Linked DNA regions of Mus musculus: region 2 is linked to region 1. Evidence: chromatin loops called from intact Hi-C (ENCODE). Cell type or tissue: heart. All regions are shown on one strand.

What was found. A loop is a pair of places that touch in the nucleus more often than their neighbours do. Peaks named below come from ENCODE experiments on the same cell type or tissue, not always from the same donor. Only the 100,000 strongest peaks of a DNase experiment are listed, where the experiment ranks them.
Region 2: it touches region 1 in a loop (2.6-fold over the local background); 2 of 42 quality-filtered maps call a loop at or near these places.

Annotation. Positions count from the first base shown.
Region 1 is chr8:57,131,246-57,139,245 of GRCm38, forward strand. No RefSeq gene overlaps it. Among named protein-coding and RNA genes, the nearest start is that of Hand2os1, 190 kb to the right of the region's middle. In heart, no CTCF peak of the experiment used is centred here; a DNase peak (open chromatin) is centred at 3,656.
Region 2 is chr8:57,194,034-57,202,033 of GRCm38, forward strand. No RefSeq gene overlaps it. Among named protein-coding and RNA genes, the nearest start is that of Hand2os1, 120 kb to the right of the region's middle. In heart, no CTCF peak of the experiment used is centred here; no DNase peak of the experiment used is centred here.

The DNA.
Region 1 (8,000 bases):
TATATGAAGATGTCTTTTTGAATCCTATCACTATATATACTCAATACAACCAAATTAAAAAGACAAAAAGAAAAATCAATAAAACCAATAATAATGACCCAGGTGAGAAATGATAAGGTCTGAATGAAACAGGGAGAGACTCATAGGCAGTGGGGCAATGTAATTATCATGATTGATTAGGTGGGGGAGATAAACAGAAAGAGGAGTCTGAGATAACTCCCAGGTCTCTGGCTTGAGAAAACATATAGATGATAGGACATTGATTAAGATGAAGGCATATTGGAAGACAAAATGTGACAGGAAAAACTGATAAGCTTCCATGGCGTTTTATATCCATGTACAACATACAAAGATAGATTTTTCAGAGGTTGTCAGAGACATAAGGGGCATAGGTATATTACAAGCATGGAGAGAGATTATAATTTAATACATGGTAGTGAATGAAGTCTCAAGAAAAGAATGCACAGTGGCAAAACAAAAGAGACACGGACTCAAAACCACTTTACTTACCCTAAGAAACTGGAAGGAAGATTCAATGATATGTGTGAAAATACGCCATATGTTGCTAATTATTTTCTTTCTGAAATCCATTTTACAGCCTCCATGGTTAAAGTTTATTACCCTCTTTCATATATAGACATGTAAAGATCAGAAAAAGATAAAGAGAATGTGAAATTTTTAAACCTTCCTTAATCTGGAAATAATATTGAAAAATTCCATACTGACCCTCACTTTGACACTAATTGAATTTCAGTTTCTACCTGTAAATGCAAATAGTAATTGGGGTTTGTGAGTTTTGTTTTTTTAAATCATGGGCAAGTTGTTTAAAAAAAAAAAAACAAAAAGAAAAACAACCACTGGAGCAAATACTGAAATTTGATAATAAATGCATTAAATACTAATTAAAATAAAAAACAAAAATGACATGCATGCTCTCTTATCCTATTCCAATTGGCATTCCAATTTTAACTGTAAAATCAAAGTGCTTTGTAGTAGTCACATCAAAAACATACAGATGTACTCTGGTATATTTGCCAAGCATTCTTTTAATGATCATAAAATATTTTATAAGCGTAATGCCTCGGCCATCAGCATCTATTCGTCAATTAAAAGTTGATATTAACTTTGTTTACAAAACAAGGCGAGCAACTTGGGAGCATCACCATGACACCTGTAGAAGGGGTAGAGCATTAGGGTGTCACAGCGACCCAGGAAGAGCATGAACTGATGCTTGTAAAGTTTAGAGGGAGGGACTTCAGCACAGCAGTTCCTGGGGCTGCTGGGATAGAGTACCGAATGTGTACATTTGCTTCAGCAAATGTCACGGAAATTTTTCCCGAATAAAATTACTATGCTTATTAAATTAATGGTTAGTTTGAGAACAATATTAAAGCCTGATTAGAATGAAAGCCTGAGAGGAAAAAAAATCTTCAAATAATAGCTCATATTGAGAAGAATATATTTCCACCCATGGGGTTTAATTTTCATAAACGAATTTAAATGCTAAGCAGCCGAGTTTCATATTAACTTCTTAAAACCAGGGGCAGTTTGAATCCTCCATTTGCATGTCTATTAAATAAAACAAACTAAGATAAAGGAATATAAACACAACAAAGATACAGGAACAAGAAACAAAGCAAAGTCATAGCTGCTAGGTTCAGAAAAGATATTTGTAACAGCTCTCTAATATTATTCTGTTTAATATTATCCTGAATTTCAAGTGAAAGAAGATACACATGTGATTTCCCCATTGCCTGAATAGACCTGATAACTCAAGAGCAATGTCCATCATTGGCATTTGAAATACGGGATTTACCAAGGTTTCTAGAGGAACTACGCACATGTTTATGGCTGGGTAAATTGAGTTATTGAAAGAAACTGTACACCAGTAAGTTTTCATTGGAAAGTACATCCCTACATATCCCATTTTAAAAGACATTGCTAATGTTACAAAGTGATACACATTGTATGTTACACACTGATCAGAGTGGTAGATTATTTTTCCTCCTGTTGGGACTTTAAAAAATAAGTTCGAGCCAATTATGATAAAAAGAGAAAACATAGAATGCCCACACCTCTGTATGATAAATATCAGCTGCTAAGTTAGGTAATAACTAAGATTATTGTATGACACACTGGACATCTCATAATTGGCTATTTTTTTAGTTTCCAGGCTAACATGTAAATGATTATTTAATTTTATGTCTTCCCTTATGTCTGCTTCCCTGCACCTACCCAGTCCTTCCCTACTGCATAGAAGATATTCAATAAATCTTGTTACTTATGTATGAATCCTCAGCATTTATGGGTGGTTTAGTTGCATATTTTCCAATAATCTTACACATCAGCACAGAAGGTTATTAGAAGTGGCAATGTCTAAGCCTGTGACTTGGGTTGTAAGACCCCTCATAGAAAGCAACGTTGAAGAGAAAGCATCCAGAAGCTGAGAATTCCAGCATCTCTAACTCTGTCCAGCCTGCACAAATTAACCATGTTTTGATTAGGGCATGAAATATTCTACTTAAAATGGGCTACTTTAATTCGGTAATTAGCCAAGAAATTCTATCCCACACTTACTTCATATATAAATTCTCTGAGAATTTTTGAATGGTGTCCTCACATAGATATATTTTATGGCATAAGGTATGTTGCAAAGCCTCTTGTTTAAAACTCTCTCTCTCTCTCTCTCTCTCTCTCTCTCTCTCTCTCTCTCTCTCTCTCTGCCTTTTTTTTGCACATTCATTAATATGGAATAATTGGGACAGATTAGTCAAAAATGCTTTCATCTTTCTTTCTTGCCAACATTGCATTTTAAAATAATTAAAACTCCAGATTGTTTCTGGTTTTCACCTAAGTTTACTGGCACCCAACAAAGCAGCCTACACTTTGATTTTAATCATGGCCAGACAGTATAAGACCCTTGTCTCACAGGCAGCGAGAGCAGCAAGTAGACACCCTGCTGGGTAATTTCAAAGCAATGTACTTCCTGCTGTTAGCCCTACAGTATGATTTCTGTTCTGCCAAGGGCACCAAGAGAAGGCAACTTCCAATTTGCACCTCACACATAAATTCATCTTGTGCCAATAGGCTCAGAAGAAAACCACAAGCTACCTAGCCCAGCCATCAGGGGTCTGTTAACAGACTTTAAACTATGATCTATTGTGCAGCAGGGTCTAAAAGACGCACACTGAGTCCCCCTTTATAGAGACCACGCTTGCCTAACACCGTTTTTCCTTGAGATAATTATAAGTGTTTATTTTGGCTTTTAACAACTTTAATCACATTATTTAGCGTGTTTCTGTTTTGTCGTTGACTTCAATGGATACAGAGTTCTTCTAGTAGTATCCAAGAAACTGAAACACAAGGAATTTGCTTGATAGAGGGATACTACAGAATAGAAGTGATTAATTATATCAAAACTCCATTAATGCTAAATGTTTTCCTCAAAAAAACAAGAAAAATATCCCATGCAACAGAGAATTCCTAAATAAATGAGGTGTGAACTTCCTAATTAAAGTAGCACGCCTCCTCCTTTGACTCTGTTTTCAGTGTCTTAGTGATAAATGTTGTCCATAGCAAATACAGCAGAGGGTAGTGCCAGGAGCCAACGCGCCGCCACCACCATGGCACTGCCACCAAGATGACTGTGTAATACAGAGAAAAGCTTCTCTGGGTTATCTAGAGTTAGGTTTAAAAATAACCTTAGCTGATCACAAAGGTCCTACAGTGACTGTTAACTCTAAGCAACTGTTGAAATGTCCTGCTGTGCCAATTGCGTCTGATGGTCCAATAACAGCAGAACTTTATTATGCTCAAATGAATTCTAAAAATACTTCCACCAGTAACAACTGAATCAAAAAAGCTGAAAAAATCATAGTTAATCTTATTTCTAATTCACTTTAGTCACTGTAAATTCCCTAAAGAGTAAATACTAGATTATTCAATAAGCATATTCAATGTATAATAAAATGTGTATGTTTGATTTTTAATATTTTTTTCTGAAGTTTCCATCTGGGTTTTCTATTATGGATTTTTTTAACGATAGACTTTGTGGTTCCAACTACTACGTGTGTGTGTGTGTGTGTGTGTGTGTGTGTGTTTGATATATATATAAATATATATATATATGTGTGTGTATGTATACACATATATGTATATATGTATATATGGATACATATATGTATATGTGTATATATGTACATATGAATATATGTATGTTTATCTATACATATATATATACATATATCTATGCATATGTGAATATATGTGTATGTAGAGATTTCAGAAGAAAATCATATTAAAGAAAAGTCATTTGGGTGAATTTAAAAGGTATATAAACGACTTTGCTTTAACATGATCACCTCCTGAAATCTACCTCAAAAATATAGGTAAATTTGAACATGTGAATTTAGAAAAGACTAAATATACTCTGTGAGTAATACTGATTTTTTTTAAATAATCTAAATTTTCAAAGCAAGGCTCACTAGAATCTGCTATCATTTATATATGGGATGTTCCACCAAAGGACTGTGTATTAAAGGATTGCAAAATGTTTTAGACTATCAGGAAGTGAGGATTTATGGAGGATCATTAGATCAGTGGACCCTAGTCAGTTTTTCTTGTTTGTTTCCTGTTCTACAGTGGGATTGGTCTGTTCTGTAACAGATATATTGTGGTCCCCAGGGTTCCAAAATGATTGAGTCATTATTCTTAAACCAGAAACTCCAGATCCAAGAACAAAATGAAACTTTTTATTTATTAGCTAATTATATTACAGTATTTTTTGTTATGATGATGCAGAGCTAAAACAAATCCCAACAGAAGTTTTCATGAAACACAATAATAGAAAAGCATTTGACAAAATCCAACACTCCTTCATGATAAAAGTCTTGGAAAGATCAATTCAAGACCCATACATAACCAAGGAGCTAAAGGGATCTGCAACCCTATAGGTGGAACAACATTATGAGCTAACCAGTACCCCGGAGCTCTTGACTCTAGCTGCATATATATCAAAAGATGGCCTAGTCGGCCATCACTGGAAAGAGAGGCCCATTGGACTTGCAAACTTTATATGCCCCAGTACAGGGGAATACCAGGGCCAAAAAGGGGGAGTGGGTGGGCAGGGGAGTGGGGGTGGGTGGATATGGGGGACTTTTGGTATAGCATTGGAAATGTAAATGAGTTAAATACCTAATAAAAAATGGAAAAAAAAAGACCCATACATAAACATAGTAAAAACAATATACAGCAAACCAGTAGCCAACATCAAACTAAATAGAGAGAAACTTGAAGCAATCCCACTAAAATTAGAGACTAGACAATGCTGCCCACTCTCTCCCTACTTATCCAATTTAGTACTTGAAGTCCTAGCCAGAGCAATTAGACAGCAAAAGGAGGTCAAATGGATACAAATTGGAAAGGAAGAAGTCAAAATATCACTATTTACAGATGATATGATAGTATTTTTAAGTGATCCCAAAAACTCCACCAGAGAACTCCTAAACTTGAGCAAAGTAGCCGGATATAAAATTAATTCAAACAAATCAGTGGCCTTCCTCTACTCAAAGGATAAAAAGGCTGAAAAAGAAATTAGGGAAACAACACCTTTCACAAACAATATAAAATACCTTGGTGTGACTAACTAAGCAAGTGAAAGATCTGTATGACAAGAACTTCAAGTCTCTGAAGAAAATCTAAAAGTAAACCCAATGTAAGATAGAAGGACAAATGTAAAATAGAAGGACAATCTACTACCAAATTTTAAAAGGGTTTTATAATTCTGTTTACAGTGATTATGGTCTAGTTTGATAATACATGCCTTAGAGGTAAATCATAGAGCTTCATCAAAGTTCACAACCATACTAGGCCAGTAACAAGCAAATGATTTAACCTCTTTGGGTATGAGTTTCCTAATATGGTATGCAATTACTACAAAGTGGTTAAGACTAATAGAGCAGCACCTGGTCCACATTTTCGATAAATAATAGAGATTGTTATTATTAAATGTAGCTATAGAAGTATTTAAAATGTTTGAAGAATATGCAAACATGTCAACTTTACAAAATAAAGTCCCATCAAACAAAGGGAAGTATATGTGAGAATTTAGCTTATAATCAGCCTCCAAACACTGACACCATTGCATACACTAGCAAGATTTTGCTGAAAGGACCCTGATATAACTGTCTCTTGTGAGACTATGCCGGGGCCTAGCAAACACAGAAGTGGATGCTCACAGTCAGCTATTGGATGGATCGCAGGGCCCCCAATGGAGGAGTTAGAGAAAGTACCCAAGGAGCTAAAGGGATCTGCAACCCTATAGGTGGAACAACAATATGAACTAACCAGTACCCCGGAGCTCGTGTCTCTAGCTGCATATGTATCAAAAGATGACTTAGTTGGCCATCAGTGGAAAGAGAGGCCCATTGGTCTTGCAAACTTTATATGCCTCAGTACAGGGGAATGCCAAGGCCAAGAAGTTGGAGTGGGTGGGTAGGGGAGTGGAGGGGGAGGGTATGGGGGACTTGAAATGTAAATGAAGAAAATACCTAATTTTAAAAAAAGAAATAACAAAAAAATTAGAATTTAAGAAAATCTGTAAAATTGTGAAATAGACAAATTGAAGTCAGAACACTTCTACAAGAAAGTTATTTGCCAACTATTTAATATGAAAAGAATTCAAGTAATGAATACCTCTGATAGTTAAGTACCAAACATGAATTAAAAATTAGAAACTGAGAGGGTGTGTACCAATGATTTGCATCATTGCAAATCATATGCAATATCATGAGTTTTAAAAAAAAGGTCAAAAAACAAAACTGGGTTTTCTAGAAGCACAAAGAATGCTGAAACAGGCAGTTGCCCCATATCTAAGCCTTGTCTCTTAATCCAGGATTAAGTAACAGAAGCAAACCTATCCTGTTGATTCTCAATTGTTTATGTATTGAAGTCCTGAAAGTTTGGAGTGGCATAATGTATTATTAATATCCAATTGCAGAAGCTTCTGGAGACAGACTGCGTAATTCATACCAGAGTTTTATACATCTGTCCCTTTGCCTCCTGGGCAAATGTTGAGCAGGACTCTGATGATATAAAGATACAAAATAGCGAATTCATATTTACAGAAACCCCAATGTATTTTGAAGTATAAAGACATAAAACAAATAAAGCTTTCTTTTAGGAAATTCAAATATCGAAAATAAAGTTGATCAGGGGTGTCAGGAATAAAATTTGTGGGCTAGAGGAATGGCTCAGTGGTTAAGAACCCTGATCTGACTTCTAGGAGACTCAGGTTTGAGTCCCAGCAACCACATAAGGGCTCACAATCATTTGTAACTCAAGTTCCAGCAGATTCAACACCCTCTTCTGGTCACTATGGGCACTAGGCATGAACATAATACAAAGACATATACACCTGTAAAACACACATAGACATAAACAAACAAATATATTTAAAAGTTATATAATAATCTTGATGATATTCTGAGATACAAAGGGTAAAAACCAAAATGGGCTAGTTATGAAGGAAGTAAGGACATGGCTCATCAGACACATGGCAACTTAGCAACTGATTGGCAAGGGAGATAGTTCAGTAAGTAATGTTCATGCAATGCAAACATGAGGACATGAATCTATTGCCTAGAACCTACATAAAGGATTGATTCCTGGAGATCACTGGCCAGCAGGTCTAACTAAATGACAAGCTCTAAACCAATAAGCGATCCTGTCTCCAAAAAACAAGGTGGGATACTCCCACAGAACAAAAGCCAGGGTTGTCCCCTGACATCCACACACATATGCCTCTGCCTATAGATGCACCTAAACACACACACACACACACACACACACACACACACACCCCACTGGAAAAATTAGCTACCGTTTTCTTAAAGAATTTATGGCTGTGCTCCTCAAATGATATATTAAACAAAATAGACTTTCCAATTTTTCATTCTATTAGTCTTTACAAGAGCCCCGAAGGCAAGTAGTAATCATTATTT
Region 2 (8,000 bases), 63 kb after region 1:
TCTTTTTTTCCACTGGATGGTTTTAGCTCCTTTGTCAAAGATCAAGTGATCATAGGTGTGTGGGTTCACTTCTGGGTCTTCAATTCTATTCCATTGATTTACCTGTCTGTCAATGTACCAATTTCATGCAGTTTTTATCACAATTGCTCTGTAGTACAGCGGAGGATGTCCTAGTCAGTCATCAATGGGAGGAGAGGCCCTTGGTCTTGTGAAGGCTCTATGCCCCAGTGTAGGGGAATGCCAGGGCCAGGAAGCAAGAGTGGGTGTGTTGGGGAGCAGGGGGAGTGGGGAGGGCATAGGGGAAGTGGGGTTTTGGAGGGAAAACCAGGAAAGGGGATAAAATTTGAAATGTAAATAAAGAAAATACCTAATAAAAAAATAAAATAATAAAATAAAAACCCATACTTGACAAGAAATTTTTAAAATTTTTATAAAGAAATTTTTAAAAAAAGAAAGATAGAGGAAACATCGTCAACTAGCCCTTTTCTTCTCTCTCTGGGGAAACTGCCTTCAGACCCATTACCCAACCATCTCCCCCGATTGTTCATCTTTCATTTATAAAATCATATATCCAACCAGGATGTCCTAAGCTTACATGCAGAAAATTTCTAACATTTGGAGTTTGTGATTGCCACTTTGTCTGTGGCTTTAGCTTCATTCATCACTTAATTGATAGGTTCTCTGTCTGACCAATATCTTTTGATTTGGAACTGAGTCAAATATAGGTTACAGAACTAGTCTAGGTACCCAATACACACACACACACACACACACACACACACACACACACACACACACACACACACTGGAATACTATTCAGCTCTAAGAATAAAGAAAATATTCTATAATTTGCAAGAATTATAGGAAACAGAAAGGTATTATTTTAAGTTGAAATAAGCCAGTGAGAGAAAAAAACTGTAGACTCTGAACAAAATGAAGAAGCTAAAGCAATCAGACTATTAAAAGTAAAGAGGAGAATTGTGGTTACCAAAAGCCTGGAATAGAGTGAGTAGAGAAATATTGGCAAAAAAGTACAAAGAGAGAGGGGAAATACACAGTAGGCCTTTGAGATAATGGATATGTTAATTTCCTTAAGTCAGTCCTGAAACACACTATGCATATGTCGTGGCATTGATTTTCACCCCATAAATATATGATTTTAATTTGTCAAGAAAAAAAAAATAAGAAGAAGCTGTAGAGATATCTAAGTCAGTAAAATGCTTGCGGTACAAGCTTGGGGACTTGGGTTTGAAGGAAGAGAACGTGCTGCCACACCGTCCTATAATTCCAGATCTGGAGATGCAGAAGCAGGCCCATCCCTGGGGCTTATTTTCCAGTTAGTCTTGACAAAGTGGTGAACTCCGGGATCAACAAGAGACCTTGTCTCAAAAAGTAAGATAGAGCAGCAGATGTCTCAGACAGATACAGACACCCATTAGCCAACCGGTAGATGGAGCATGAAGATTCTTACTGAAGAATAGGAGGAAGGACTGCAGTCCCAGAAGGGGATAGGAGCTCCACAGGAAAACCAACAGATCAACTGACCTGGACCCTTGGCACTCTCGGAGTCTGAACCGCCAACCAAAGAACATACAAGCCTGGACCTAGGTCTCCCAGCACATATGTAGCAGATGTGCAGCTTGGTCTTCATGTGGGTCCTAAACAATTGGAGCAGGAACTATCGCAAAAGCTGTTGCCTGTCTGTGGGATATGTTCTACTAGCTGGGCTGCCTTGTCTGGCTTCAGTAGGAGAGGATGTGCGGGGAGGATACCCAGGGACTCCCCAACCCACCTTGAGGAGCAGGGAAAGAGGGAGGAGGAAAGAATTGTGAGATGACATGGCCAACTGGGAGGTGTCAGTGAGCAGGATGTAAAAAGTGAATAAGTAAAAAATAAAATAAAATTAATAATAATAATAATAACAATAAATTAATTAAGTTTTTTTTAAAAGGTAAGGTTGAACTCTTCACTCTCCCGTCTTCCCTCATAATCCAATGTCCCAGTCTTATCTCCATTTCTGTCAAACACTGCCTGCTGGGGCCTCTCCTCCTTCTCTGCCCCAATCTCTTGATGATCATACAGATAATTTCTTACAGCCTTCCTCATGACCCCATTCTTTTTGTCTCAGCTACCAGCTCCCACCATTCCCTGGGAATCTGCTGATGATGCCAGTCTGGGAAGTAGGTAAGCCATTTTCAGATCTTCAGGCTCTCTCCACTCCTCCAAATCCAATCCCCAAATCCCATCACTAGATCTGTAGCAGACCACATGCCATGGCCTCTCCTGACTCTCTGCCACCACTCCCAATGTACTAAGCAGATTCTGGTAGCACTGCCTTCCTCCTGCTTCTGGAAACTTTCAACTCCTCCTCCCCTGTCTAGTTCATCCCTGTTCCTAATTGTTTGGTTCTTAATACCTAAAAACACACTCTACCCAGCCCCAGTGGCCATACCTGGTAGGATCTCAGAAGTATTCCCTACAAGGCAACCCACAGCCACCACAGTCTCCTAAAAATCAAAGAAGACAACAACAACCAAGGAATGGAATGCCCCCACCCAACAAAAACAAGACGAGATATCAACAACTATGATTGTAATTGTAACAAGCCTCCAGATTAGCACAACTGACTGTATGGCAGAAGTACCATACAAACCATAAACCTCAACACATAGACAGTAACATCTGCCAAATGTAAACAGCATAATCCATCAAAGTCTGGAGTTCTAGGAAAGACTCTGAGGGTACTGACACTGCTCTTTGGCTTCTGGTTATCTGTTCTTGTTAGCTGAAGTGTGTCAACCAAGTATAGGATTTCTATGCTTAAAAGATCACTCCAAGGAAGCCTTGTGGCTACACTTGTGATCCCAAACTCCCAGTGTATTTGCCAGCCCTCTAATAAAGACTTTCTATTGGCTTAAACCCATATCCAAACTGTCTTCTCTGGTGAATAATAATCATGCCACCCACAGATGCCTAGATGCCAAAGTAAAGACACAATCAATAACAGGCATGACAATATGTTTGCAAGCAACCTCATCACAGTAGGCTCTGAGCAATGCAATATGGCTGAAGCACAAGACAAGGACTTCAAAGGAGGCTTTATTTGTATGGTATAGGTTTTTAAAGAGGAAATGGACAAATCCATTAAAGACATCTATGAAAACACAATGAAAAGAAGAAAAGAGTTCAAGACATGAATGGGAAGAAAGAATCAATAAAGAAAGACAAATGCATCTAAAACTGGAAATGAGAACTTTGGGGATACAGACACATAAGAGACAAGCTTCACAAACAGAATGCAAAAAAAATAGAGTCTCAGGCACTGAAGAAAAGGTAGAAGAAATGGACATCTTGATCAAAGAAAATGTTAATCTAAAAAAATATCTTGACACAAAACATCCAAGAAATCTGGAACACTTCGAAAAAGACAGAATCTCAGAAAAATAGGTATAAAGGAAGGATAAGAAAACCAGGTCAAAGGCACAGGTAACATTTTTAACAAAAGCATAAAAGAAATTTTCCCTAACCTAAAGCAGAAGGCACCTATCAAGGTACAAAAAGCATAAAGAAGACCAAATAGACTGGACCAGAAAATAAATTCTTCATGGTAAATAATAGTCAAAACACTGTACAGGACAAGGAAAACTATTAAAAGCTACAAGGCAAAGAGCAAGTAACATGTAAGGGCAGATCTATTAGAATAACACTTGACTTTCTAATGGAGACTCTGGGCACCCGAAAGGCCTGGATAGATGTTCTACAGACTCTAAAATACCACAGAAGCCAGTCCAGACTACTATATCCAGGAAACTTTCCACCACAACACATAGAGAAAGAAAGGCTGATAAAACCAAAATGAACAGTCTCAGTGCCCCAGTAAACATTTCACTCTTACCATCCTTATTTTGCCTTGTCCCGAATGCCTTGTATTCCCATGCTTAGTCCTTTATGAAGAATAGGAAATAAACAAAAAATTATATGACCACACTAAACATTGTATTCAATAAACACAGGTGGCTAATAAAAGTCCAGAACTGTAGGTGCAATACTAAGATAATAATCATGATATATATATTTTGCCTGAAGCTTCTGCTTTTCATTTCTACACTGAATGTGCCTAAGTCAATGAGACAACTGAGTTGCTTTTCAGAAAGTAGAATTTGATGCAGAATGAGGCACCATTGTGTAGTGACACTCCAGAGGGATCTTAAAGGACTTTGGGGTTTTGTACAGGCAATGATGTTAATTTAATGAATCAAAGTGACTGGACTAAGGTATGCCAGACAGCTAATTAAAGATTATCTGTGGGTGCTTCCAGAAGAGGTTGGCACTTGAATCTCTAGACTGAATAAAAGGTATTTACTGTCACCTTTTGAGAGGCTATCTTTTAATCCCTCGAGGGCTAAGATAGAACGAGGAGGCTTGAGCAGAGTTATCTGTCTTTCTCTGCTTCTGGTTTTGGTCATTTCAGAATTGAACAGAGACATAGACCATTAGCTCTCCTTGTTCTCAAGCCTCTACAACGGTACCACTGGCTTCAAAACTTCTTGACTCCCACAACTGTATGAGTCAATTTATTGTAATCACTTACTGCATAACTTCATACATGTTATTGATTCTATTTTTCTAGAGAGCTCAGTGGAAATGAAAAGTCAGAAAATATATCACAATGGGAAAGAAAGAACAGCCTATAATGGCATGATATTTTTTAATATTTTTTAATTATTCACTTTACATCTCACTCACTGCCCTCCTTCCAGTCACCCCCTCCCATAATCCCTCCTTCCCCACAATATTTTCTTAACAATGTGGGAATTTTTTTCTCATGATGCATTGACAATTTAATTAGTACATAACAATAAATATTACTTTAGCCCTGCTAACATAAGATTCTTTTGATCAGAAGTTTACAAGTATGACATAAACTAGACATGAACTGTAATAATTCAACTGCTTTATCTACAAAACTAAGTTTAATGTGAATGTTAATTCATTATTCATATTAGAAAACTGAAATTATTTTTAAGAAAAAAATCTTTAATATCTGAATGATGTGAAAACTCCCATAAAACATCTGCTTTTAAGAATGTTATTAAAATATTTTCAGACATCCATGCTCATTGTCCCATGCTTATCTTGAACTTGAATATTAAGTGGCTTAAAGATAGCCTACTAACTTGTGTGGGTACGGTGTCTCACACTTCCAGTATAGAATTAAGGAGATGGGGGCAGGAGGATCAGGAGTTCAAGGACGTACTTGGCAACATAGACTCTGAGCCCAACCTGGGCTACATGAGACCCTACCTCAAAGAGATGTTGTGAAAACTTCTGCTTACTGAATTTATGAAGAATGCATTATTTAAAAGTCGGCTTCTCTCTTTTCATACCTCAACTCTCACGAACTCCTATTCATTCTGCTTTCTATATGCCCAAGGCAGTTACTCCTCCCACTCCTCTGCTGTGGAGTTTTAGTCCTTCAATCTCAGCCGCCATTGCTCTTTTTTATGCTGTGTGAGTTGTAATTTCCTGAGCACGGGCATTTGTGACACAGAGGAGAGTGGATCTCATCAGATGGCTTCCGGTCTTTGTCCTGGCTCTTAAAAAGGTTTTGAGAAGCAAATGAAGAGAAATTTGAACAGCGACTCAAATGAGACGGGTTTCATTGTAACCAGTGGACCACTTCATAAACAAAACTCAGCAGAAGAGAAAAATCTATTCCTTACACGGACTCTCTTGAATGGTCTGAAGACAGTAAGATGCCTACCACGCTGTTCCCTAACTTTTTTATGAAAGCTGTTCTCATTTTAGGAAGAAAGCAGGATTGGGCTTCTGGTACCTGTGCAACGTCCCCACTACGCAACCCTGGCCGATCAGTAGCAGCATCTATGACTCTCTCTGCAGTGAGAGCAGGGGCGGCTAGCTCCGCTGACTCTGCAGCATTGCACTGAGATCCAACAGAGAGCTTCATATCGGTGGAGAGTTTTATATCTAAAGAGGCCATGGGCACGTGCATCCTAATGATGAACGAAACTGTTTAGAAGCCCTGCTGGCCAAAGAGTGACCTCTCAGCACCCAATCGATCCTCCTAAAGCCAAGGAATTCCTGATTAAAAAAAAAAATCTCAAAATCCCTAGACCTGCAGGTGACCCTTAGGCCTCTGGGCTCTCTACTTACCGAGAGCCCAAATAAGAAAAAAACAAATTATGACCTGTTAATTTTTAGAGCTGTCTTTTTTTTTTCTAGATAATCTGAAACTAAGGTGAAAGGGGGAATAGTAAATATGGCCATGTCTTCTTGTGTCGTAGAAGTCTCACTGAGCAAATGTCAGCTAGTATTACTAACACGTCTCGGTTTCTGCCTTTCTTCATTTCAACATCTCCAGCCTGGGGGCTGGGGCAGGGACGGCAGCCACCATAAGCAAGAACAGAACAATCATCACGAGGAAGGGCAGGCTTGTCATAATATGCGTAAATGCCTGGGTAGTTGGCAGCTCATCTTTCAGTCGTGCCGTATTTTTGGCCTTTGTATTTCCCATGATGCTGCTGTCATGTGCACTACTCAGATAATATTTTGATAGAGGGAGAAATATGAATGACCAAGTAAGAGAATCTTAGATGAGCTGAAAGGATGGTGTCTTTCCATAGCAGTTGTTCAAGTCTGGTGGACCTTGTCACATTATAGATTGTTTCAAAACTAGTCAAATCTTTTTTTTTAATCTTTTTTTCTTCTCCAATTTTTTATTAGATATTTTCTTCATTTACATTTCAAATGCTAGCTCATCAAATATTGATCAATCTTTTCACAAGGCTAATACCTCATCTCTTCCCCCTTCCGCTGAGCTTTGTCCGTACAGAAAATGTTTTATTTAGATTGTCTGCATGAGATATTGTCTCTGTATCTCCGTGATACCCCTTCTGAGTATAAGCCCTACCTGGGAGGGCAGCCTTCATGGAATATATCACCTTTGGATTGGATTGAGCCACATGCCATCTCCAGCGGGAAGAAGGAAATGATTTAATAATGTATCCACCGACTCTAACCGGAGGAGGGTCACCTCTTGATGTTGAGTCCCTCTGTCAGTCACCCTGCCCTTTCAAAAGCAATGCTGCTGTTTTCCCTGTCTTCTCCATCTTGTCGTTTGGAACCTAGGGATGACTCTCAGCCTCCTGCACTTTCCACGGCAGCTGCTGAACTCCTGATCACCCCTGTATAAATTGTCTGTTTTTAAGTCTTCCTCGGGTCCTGCTTTGGAGATGGTATCTGCTTTTCTGATAAGCCCCTAATAGATGAATTTGCCAGTGGAACAGTGTCTTAGTCAGGGTTTCTATTCCTGCACAAACATCATGACCAAGAAGTAGTTGGGGAGGAAAGGGTTTATTCGCCTTACACTTCCACATTGCTGTTCATCACCAAGGAAGTCAGGACTGGAACTCAAGCAGGTCAGAAAGCAGGAGCTGAGCAGAGGCCATGGAGGGATGTTGCTTACTGGCTGCATGCTTCCCCTGGCTTGCTCAGCTTGCTTTCTTATAGAACCCAAGACTACCAGCCCAGAGATGGTCCCACCCACAGGGGGCCTTTCCCCTTGATCACTAATTGAGAAAATGCCCCACAGCCTGATCTCATGGAGGCATTTCCCCAACTGAAGCTCCTTTCTCTGTGATAACTTCAGCCTGTGTCAAGTTGACACACAAAACTGGCCAGTACAAATGGACATGTTCTAAATATGTTTTTATTCTGTGTGCCAGACTATAAAATGGCAAGAGAGTAGATAATCCTACAAATTTTAGCATATTCTCTGCCAAAAGAATACCTTCATATTTTAACAAGCATGTGTCAGGCCTTAGCTTAAAGATCCCTTCTTTAGACCTGTGGTGAGGCCTAGTCTCTCTCACAGTACCTTAATTTTTCTTCCTGACAACTTACAATAGTTTCTGCATTTTCATTTCATGCCGATTACCCCCAGCCCCAAACCACATGGGATAACACAGTTCACTTGCAT